Regions from separate parts of the Homo sapiens genome. Here region 2 is linked to region 1. A link is a loop called in an ENCODE intact Hi-C map of the cell type or tissue named here. Cell type or tissue: PC-9. All regions are shown on one strand.

Region 1 (5,000 bases):
TCTGTCGCCAGGCTGGAGTGCAGTGGCGTGACCTCGGCTCACTGCAACCTCCGCCTCCCGGGTTCAAGCAATTCTCCTGCCTCAGCCTCCCAAGTAGCTGGGACTACAGGTGTGTGCCACCAGGCCCGGCAAATTTTTGTATTTTTAGTAGAGACGGGGTTTCACCATGTTGGTCAGGATGGTCTGGATCTCCTGACCTTGTGATCCGCCCACCTTGGCCTCCCAAAGTGCTGGGATTACAGGCGTGAGCCACTGTGACCAGCCTAAAACAATCTTTCCATCAATAAAAAGCTCAATTATTTTTCAAATACCCACTGCAACAATTAATCCAAAGCCTCACTGCTGAGCTCTGCTCAGTGATCCCAGCTCTGTGCGCAGCTGGGAAGCAGGGAAATCCTTCTAAGGCTATGGAATTAAATGGGAGCTGGAGTGAGTTTGGGAAGGACAAGAATTTTCCACACGAGCATGGTCGTTAGCCAGTGTGGTGAAGCGGCAAGGCCACGAGGCACAGAAAACGTGGTTTTTGTGTCAGAACTGTTTTGCACAGTTCGGGGGTGCTGCATATGGTTTCCTAGAACTAAGCAGTTACTTTCCTCATCTCTTTTGTGCATCTCTTCAGTTCGGGGATGGAGCGTGTAATTTGAGTAAAAAACAATATTGTTAGAAGTAAGTCGCAGACTAGAGACAGACCCCATTTGGGGTAGAAGCTTGCACAGAATATAATGGGGAAACTGAGACAGGCCTCATTAACAGAAGAGCTGACGCAAAAACCACGTTTTCTGTGCCTCACAGCCTTGCCACTTCACCCTACCGGGTAACGATCATGCTGGCGTGGAAAATTCTTGTCCTTCCCGAACTCACTCCAGCTCCCGTTTAATTCCATAGCATCAGGATTTCCCTGCTTCCCAGCTGCGCACAGAGCTGGAACCAGTGAGCAGAGCTCAGCAGTGAGGCTTTGGATTAATTGTTGCAGTGGGTATTTGAAAAGTAATTGATTTCCATACTCAGTTTGAACTCAATTGAAAAATCATTTACAGACTTCACTTTATGGGTGAGACGCAGAGCCAAGTACAGTGGGTTCCAGGCCACAACAGCTGAACGGAGGAGGCAGCGCGGCCCCTGCCCAATTGCGACCTATGTCAAATAATAAAAATAATAATAATAATAAGTATTATTCTCTGAATTATATTACTAACAAATTAAATGCCTTATTGAGTTGGCACACGATAGCAATAATACGTTTTGTCTCACTTCCCTGTAAAAATCGGTCCGTGTTTTTGTAAGATCCTTAAAAGCAATGCTAACCGGCACTCACATTTCAGTACTAGGCTGAGATTTCTACCAGTTTTCTTAAAACGGATCACTGAGTAGAACCCATGAGCTATTTGGGAAGACATCGCTGCAACCTCACAGTCCCCCTGCAAAGGCAGAGGCCTCAGGTGAGGCGGGGCGCGGGGTGACTGGAACCCGAGTTTTCAGCGAGGACTCGCTCTTCCTCTGCACTAAGTTCTATGAGCAGTGGCGGCAGGTGCGTCTCCGGAGATTCCCCTGCCATAGACCAGCCGTCCAGTGACCACAGCGGACGCTCTGGCCTCTCCCTGCTTCTCCCAAGCCCGTGGCTTCTCCCTGACTTGGCTTCCCCATGGGAATGCTCTGACCTCCGGCCTGCGGCCGTTTCTTCTTCTCCATCTTCAGTTGCTGGTGCTCCTGGGTGGACTCTTCGGAGGGCTCTTTGAAGGCCACCCAGGAGCACCTTTCTCTCGCCCTGCAGGCATCCCCAAGTCCCATCGCAGCACCCGCTTCCTCGGCTGGGAATCCTTCTCAGGAAAAGCTCGGTGTCTGTTTGTTTGTTTTTCCAGCTTCAGTCCACTCCCGAGGCGTTGGGTCCCCTCCCCTCTGGAGACGGCGCCCGCGCGGCTGCCCAGGCTGCAGGGCCTGGGGACACTCGGGGACCCTCCTGCCCTGAGGACCCTGGGCCAGGAGGGCGCCCCTTTTACCCCCAGGGCGACCGGTGCTGTGCTGCCACCTAGGGGCCGCTCTACGCACTGCAGGTCAGCCGGGCCCGCAGTCCCCAGGTGCTAACAATCTGGTTTCTGCTGTTCTTTTGTTGTTCAATTTTTTATTTTAATTTTTGTGGATACATAGTAGAAGCATATATTTATGGGGTACATGAGATGCTTTTATCCAGGCATGCAATGTGTTCTAATCACATGAAAAATGGGGAACCCGTCCCCTCAAGTATCCATCCTTTGTGTTACAAACAATCCAGTTACACTCTTTTTAGTTATTTAAAAATGTACACTTGAATTATTCTTGACTATAGCCACCCTGCTGTGCCAGCAAACACTACATCTTATTCAACGCTAACAATCTGGGCTGTCAAAAGGAGAAGGGTTGCTGTAGCGGAGGGGCTTAGAGGTGAGCATTTGTTTGTCTCACCCTTCCCCCTGCAGAGCGGTGCCTGTTCTTACAGCCATTTGTAAATGCTGGCCTTGAGCCACACCAAGCATCCAGGTAGAGCTGGGAGCTTCACCCATAGGCTGGGAGCACCGTGAGGGGGACCTGCAGTCCAGGACGGCCACGGTGGTGCAGGGAGGCCCCGCACTGCGGGAGGAGCTGGTCATGACCCAGGGCCAGCACCAGAGTGGCTGCCCAGGGCGCCAGGCACCCATAGGACTGGGAAAGCCAGGAGAGGCCAGAGAGGGGAAGGGAATTGGCAACTTCTAAAAGAAATGCGAGAAAGAGCCTGGGAAGTACCAGAAGGAAGAAAGTCGTCCCTGGGGCTTGAGGCATAGAGAGAACTATGTCTCGAGTAAACCAAAGGTGTTTCCATGGTACCTGGAATTTTTTTTTAAGTCAGGGATGATGGGACTCACAGACACAGAAAGATTGTCATGAAGAAAGAAGTTTATCCTTGCAGATCCCTGGACAGAGGAGTCACGCCTGGCCACACAGAGACGCACAGCCAACCAGGTGGGCAAGGGAGCGAGGGGAGCGTGGGCCAGAGAAGGCTCAGATCAGCTAACCTGAATCATTGAATCATTTTAGCAGGCTCAGGGGCGAGGGGCTGTCCCTTCCTGTCTGGTCCCTCGCCTGGCGTGATTTGGGCAGGTGCATGGTGGCCCGGAGTGTGAGGGCCACAGAGAAGGTGGTTGGAGCATGGACTCCAGGTGGTTGGTTTGATTTGGAAAGCACAGCCCTGGGTTCTAAGAACCAGCTCATTCTGGCAAGGGCAGTACCTCCAGGGTCAGCAAGACCCCGGATGTCCAAGCACCAGAATTCAGAAAATAAAAGAATTCATTAATACAAAAGACAACATGCAGCCATTGCTCAGAAGCACTGCCTGGGGCCCAGGCTGCCGGCCTCTTGTTGCCCAGGTCTCTGTGCCCAGTGTTCAGCAGCAGACACTTGTGGAATTGGCTTTTGAGAAGCAAGGGGCTGGGCTTTGAAGAATGAATGCCAAAGGTTGAATCCCAAGGCAAGACATACTGCCGCTGGACAGGAGGAGATGCCTGCATCTGCTCAGAAGTTCACACCTAAGGAGGGTTTCAAGCGTTCCAAGATAACAAAAAGTGCTCCCCAAAATAAGACTTACCATAAATAACAGATGAACAAAATAATCAGTCAAAAAGTCTGTCCCATGTCCAACAGTAGTCCAGATGCTGGGGTAGGGGATCCAAAAGAAGGGGGAGGATGTCACTGACTGCCACCTCCATTCAGCTGCCCAGGTTAGAGGTAAGTTAACACAAACACAGAAACTTAAGAGTAACAGAGACTGAATCCGGAATATTTGTATCTCTTTCTCCACATGGCAACTCAAGCCATTTTATACAATAATATTTATGTATAGATCCAAACCTTCATGGCAGCATGCACATGCTGGACTCTGGAAACAGTTTTATAAGGAGTCAGAATTCCCAGCCGTTGTCCAAGGTCCAAGATTCCTGCATTTTCCTCATTCTAGTGTTTCAGAGAGTGGACAAAAAGAGCATCATTTACTTAAACTTCCCATTTTATTTGGCATTGGATTATTTCCTGTTTTCATGATTACAAAAACTTCTGCACTCATTATGTCCATATGTATATTTTGTACTCAAATATGTACACAAACATATAAGTATTATATAGGTACTACAGGTATTATGTATTCTAACAGTATTTATAATCATGAATGTGTGTATATATTAGAGATATTAGCTTATGGGAATGAGCAACTATAAGAACATTTTCCTGAAATGAAATTGTTCTCTCCAGCAGCAGTTATTCTGAATGCTTCTTCCTTGCAGAGTCCTCTCCTCCACTGGGTACTCATGGGTCCCTCCTCCCTCCAGAGTCCTCTCCTCCACTGGGTACTCACGGGTCCCTCCTCCCTCCAGAGTCCTCTCCTCCACTGGGTACTCACGGGTCCCTCCTCCCTCCAGAGTCCTCTCCTCCACTGGGTACTCACGGGTCCACCCTCCCTCCAGAGTCCTCTCCAGCACTGGGTACTCACAAGTCCACCCTCCCTCCAGAGTCCTCCCCAGCAGTAGATACTCATGAGTCTTCCCTCCATCCAGAGTCCTCTCCAGCGCTGAGTACTCATGAGTCCACTTTTCCTGCAGAGTCATAGGTACCTCCAGCTGTAGGTACTCAGGAGTCCATCCTCCCTCCAGAGGCTTTGCCAGCACGGGTTATGCAGGAGTCTCTGCTTCCTACATTTTCCTAAATCACCACCTGGCTCTGTCCTAGCTGTCAGGACACATGCGGGCCTCTGAGAGGATCCTGTCACATTGATTATTTCCTGTTTTATAAAAGTACTAGACTTATTAATTACTATTTCTAGAAGTATGTGCCTGTTATTTTTATAATGTTAAGTGTTCAATCTGCGGGTGTGCAGTGCTTGGCATATAATATCTGCTATGCTCTCTGTGCTGCTGGGCACTGGTGCAAGTGGTTGCCATTTGTTAACTCTTTTCTTCCCCCCACAAATCCACGTGATGGGTTCTTTCGTCTTGTTTTAC
Region 2 (5,000 bases), 180 kb after region 1:
TTCTATTGCTACAGTTGGCTTTTTTTCTAAGTAGCCAATGTCTATTTACTTCTATAATATATTCTGCTCTTTTTTATCAACAATATATTTCTTTTGACTTTTCAAAAGGATTTTAGTTTATTTCTGATTTTCAGTTATGAATAAAACAGTATTCCCTCATCTGGAAGACAGAATTTCATAGAATTTCACTTCACTTTTCCGCCACTTCTTCCCTTTCTGATCCTTGAAATTATTGTGAACAATATGAAGCGTACCATTTTTATTAACCTCATTTAGCTAAAGATACATATGCATATATAGTTTTTAGAGTAATTGTCTTTGTCATTTTATGGTTTCAACAGTTGTATAAACTCTCAGCTTATCTTTTTTAATGCTAGACACTACTCATTTAATATTATACGTCCTCAATAATGAGCACATAAGTATACAGATCTTTCTAAAGCTGGAAAACAAAGCAAAACTGAGTGTAGGGCTCAAAAAAGTTCATGTTGTTCCAGGCAAAATGAATGGCAAAATGCACAGCCAGACACATCTTGAAAAACACAAGGTCAGAGACACATGAAAATCCTATGAGGATCCAGTCGGAAGAGCAAAAGGGGTTACCAATAAAATAACAAATCCGAACTTGCTTCCAGATTTCTCCTCTGCAAAAGTACGTGTCAGATCACAACATGACATGTCTGAGAGAAAAAAAAGCTGTGGTTTACAATTTCTGTTCCAAGTTGATGTTTTTGGTAATGTAAGGAGCAGATATAAATTGTCAAACATGCACTATTTGTCCCAAGTGTTCCTCACCCATGATAGTTTGACTTCAGTTCAAGATTTTCCCTCCTCTGCCTTGGGAACTCCTCACTCCACGTTGGCCTCCACTCTGTGAGGTACAGTGGTTGACGTGTTCTGGGCTAAATATCTAAATTGTTGATACAAGAGCATGAAGTTCTAAAAAATATGAGCTAAAAGTGAAGGTGAAAAACATATAATGATTTACTCAGTTAATAGAGACTTTTTAGAGACTTTTTTTGTCGTGAAAACTAAATATGCAGAAGCAAACTGTATAAACACAGTGGAGCAAATTAAAAAGGAATCGACACTCAGAAAAATCAAAAAATATACTTTAATGCAAGTTAAGTAATATAGGAAACAAAAGAAGAGAAAGATCAAATTAATGCCAGGAGATAATTTATATACAAAGCAAAGGATGCTCAACAACATACGTAATGGGCTTCCGAATTACAAAGAACAGAATCAGGACTCAAGCAGATGCCAGATACCTGTACTCTACAATGTCATTGATGTGGCTCCAACATCCAGTGACAGGGGTTTTCTTTGCAGGGATTGGGGATGAGGATGGAGGAGGATAGAGAGGAGGTGTGATAAAACACACTGTTATGTTAAATATACATTTAGGTTTTAAGATGAAACCCCAATTTAACAAACATTAAATTGGGGAAAATTAACTTCACAATGGAGGACACATGGACAAGAATGAAGACTTTACTGATCAAAACTGGGGGTAGGCCTGGTGCAGTGGCTTGCGCCTATAATCTCAGTGTTTTGAGAGTCCAAAGCGGCAGGGCTGCTTGAGGCTAGAAATTTGCAACCAGCCTGGGCAACAAGGCAAGGCCCCATCTCTACAGAAAATTGAAAAATCAGTTGAGCATGGTGGCATGCATCTCCCGTCCTAGCTACTTGGGAGGCTGAGGGAAGAGGATTGCTTGAGCCCAGGAGTTTGAGGCTACAGTGAGCTGATTGTGCCACTGCACTCCAGCCTGCACAACAGAGGAAGACCCTTTCTGCAGAAAAAAAAACCAAAAAACTGTGGATGAAAATATTTATAAATGTAGATAGGAAAGACACATATATTTATGTATTTACATTAAATATATTATCATGAATTTGCAACGTGTTTGGAAAAGAGCCCAATTAATAAATATATTCTTAATAAAATATAAAGTGCAAAAATAAAATTATAAGGCACAGTAACCATTCACACAGCCCTCTGTATTTCTTCAAAATATGTGATCAGTGAAACATTGAAACTAACTGTTCAATGTTGTCTTTCCCACTGAGTAATAAGCTTAATGGGGAAGGAACCTCCATGGTGGATTCTCAATAAGTAGATAATTATTCATAATTAAACATGATTAATGAGAGACTAATAAAAAAGTAAGAAACTATTCTAAACTGATTGAAGATCTCAATGAAAGGAACTCTCTTATAGGAGAACATAAACTGAAAAACTGCTTCAAGAAGACGGAGAGGAAGTGAAGGCAATCTGGCTGCAACATGTGTCACCAGGGTGGATTGGGCTGATCTGGCTGGCTAGCTAGATGTCCCCTTCATCCCTCACTGCTCCATGTGCATCTCTCCCAAAGCTGCACACTCAGTCCAAGAGGACAGCCAACCCCAGTAGAAGAGGACTGGTCTTCAGTCAAACCTACGTGAGTAATTATGCTCCCCTGCTAAAACCTCCAAACAAGCTCTTAAGATGATGGAGGAAGGCACAACAGGCCATTAACAATAAAACACATTGAATAGTTAGGCAAAAAATTTCCTCCAAAAAATAAATCAGACTCTAATAATTGTACAAGTGTTTTGTCAAATCATGAAGAAGCAGATAATTTTCACTTGTTTAAAATGTTCCAGAACACAGAAATCATTTGGGAAAATGTCCAGTTAATTTTACAAGTGGCTAAAGCACCAAAAACAAAACGTAAAAAGGGAGGCAAACGTGTTTTAATTGCTTCTTTTTTGCCCCATTGGTGAGGGAGGAATTCCTGCCCTAAGGTTATGGGGAGGGCCAAGTGCATGACACATGGTGCTGGGCAGAGGGGAACGTTTATTAGTCACCTACACCCACAGCCTGGGGAGGAGGACGCTGCACTCCATGGAAGGTCACGTGGGGCTGCACTTGGAACAGACTGAACAACAAGGGCTGTGGAGAAGACTTTGTAGTATCAAGAGGATGAGGTGCCCCTGTTCCCATGGGAGGGTGTGATTGGCCTGTTTGAACGATTCCACGAGATGGCAGAAGACTGAAATCTTCTACTCAGGAATAAGCAGACACTGCTTCATCCCAGTGAAAAGGAAGGTTGTCAATTTTACCAGATGTCAAGACAGCATATAATAGTGACCCTTTTTAGGTCTTACACTACAGTATGTCTAGGGACAACACACAGACACCCCCCAATACACAATTGACAAATATTTCTTATTATTATTTATATAAACATACTCAACAAAATACTCTAAATTTGAATTAATCAGTACACTTTCAATTTAAATTTTAGTTTTATATATTAATCAATATAGTTTAAACATACCAAAATAAAGCAGGATAAATTCATGAATAGCATTGTTCAATTTTTTTAAGTTAGGTAATTACATTAATTAATGGGGCAAAGAAGAATTAAAACTTTTAGAAATTGAAAAAGGAGACACATCCACTCCCCCAACCCATATCAGAGGGATACATTAGAATTACTTAAAAGGTATAAAAAAATCCCCGCCTTCTCATATTTTCTTAATCTCCGGAATGAGAATCATGATGGAGATTTGGGTTTGTTAAAGAAGAAAACTAATCCAGAGAGATTATGTTAAACATTCAATATTCCTTACCACTAGTACTTCTTAGCAAACTAGAAAAGAACTCTTTTTAGCATCATAAAACAAATCTACTGGAAAACAAGGGCTAATACCATCCTTAGGAACAGAATGCAAGAGCCATTCCCACTACAGTTAGGAATAAGACAGCTGTGCTCCTGATCACCAGTATTTCGCTGTCTCTGGAAACTCTGTCCATGAGCTAAAGTAGGGGAAAAACTAAGGTGTAAATACCAGAAAAAAAAAATAGACAATTATTTGAGATAATGTAATTTCATCTTTTTGGAAAAAGCAAGCAAATGAATTAAAAGTTTAGTAGACCTCGTAAAAACAGAGGAAACTGGAAAATAAAATACCTGTACCATTTCTATAAGTTATTTATTTTATTTAAAATAAAACCCTGCATATATAGCACTAATAAGTTTCAAGGACTGTTTTAAGATTTTTTAAATCTTAAAAGACCGTTTTAAGATTATTTAAATATTCACTCATTTAATCCTCATAGCAGTTATGAAGTAAGTGCTATTATTGTCATTATCATTGTCTCCATTTTACTGATGAGGACACTGAGGCTTGGAGCGGCTGAGTGATGTGTCCATACTGACTAAGTGAGCAAGCCAGGATTTATGCCCTAGACCCGGGACATCTGGTTTCAGAGCCTGTGCTCTGATGCAGTGCACCTGGCTGGCTTCCTTTCATTATTTTAACATTCTGGTTAGAAAATGAGATACAATGAGCCAATTGAATTCAATAAAAATATGAATATCCTAGGAATAAACAGTATAAGAAATGTTAAATACCTGTGTGAACAAAAATACACGTATTATGTTTAGAAGTATTTTTAAAATAGGAATACATGAAAAAAGTATTACTTGTCTCATAATATTGAATATTTTAATAATTTTGATATTATCTAAATTAATTCATAAATGTATGTGATCCCAATCAGAATCCCAATGGGATTTTAAAACTTGATATAAATAAACCTAAAATAATGTTGAAAGAATAAACAAAAAAGAATAGACAGAAAATTGTTGAAAAAGAGTAGTAAGAGAATACAAGTCAGCCGGTGTTAAAAATCTATCATAATAAAAAATAAAATATATTAATAACAATTAAAACAGTGTTTTACTGACAGTAGAAAGCCAAAAATACTCCAAATACTTATTATTAAACAAAGTTAAATTTTTAAATGAGTGGTGATAAGAAGTGAATTATTATACAAGTAATTGAGAAAAATGGGATATTTTTAATCCTTTAAAAAACTGAAATTTAGATCTCTACTTTATACCTTGTAAGAAAATAGCAATTTAAATCTATAATTTTGCAAATGTATTAAAATAATAAATACGTTCAGAAGAAAATATGAGAATATTAATTTTGGGAAATATTTCTAA

What was found. Peaks named below come from ENCODE experiments on the same cell type or tissue, not always from the same donor. Only the 100,000 strongest peaks of a DNase experiment are listed, where the experiment ranks them.
Region 2: it touches region 1 in a loop (2.6-fold over the local background); 1 of 110 quality-filtered maps calls a loop at or near these places.

What each region holds. Positions count from the first base shown.
Region 1 is chr5:4,940,442-4,945,441 of GRCh38, forward strand. No RefSeq gene overlaps it. Among named protein-coding and RNA genes, the nearest start is that of LINC01020, 91 kb to the right of the region's middle. In PC-9, CTCF peaks have their summits at 2,046 (motif pointing left) and 2,256; no DNase peak of the experiment used is centred here; H3K27me3 peaks cover 3,800 bases.
Region 2 is chr5:5,123,786-5,128,785 of GRCh38, forward strand. It overlaps the pseudogene RN7SKP73. Among named protein-coding and RNA genes, the nearest start is that of ADAMTS16-DT, 14 kb to the right of the region's middle. In PC-9, no CTCF peak of the experiment used is centred here; a DNase peak (open chromatin) is centred at 2,836.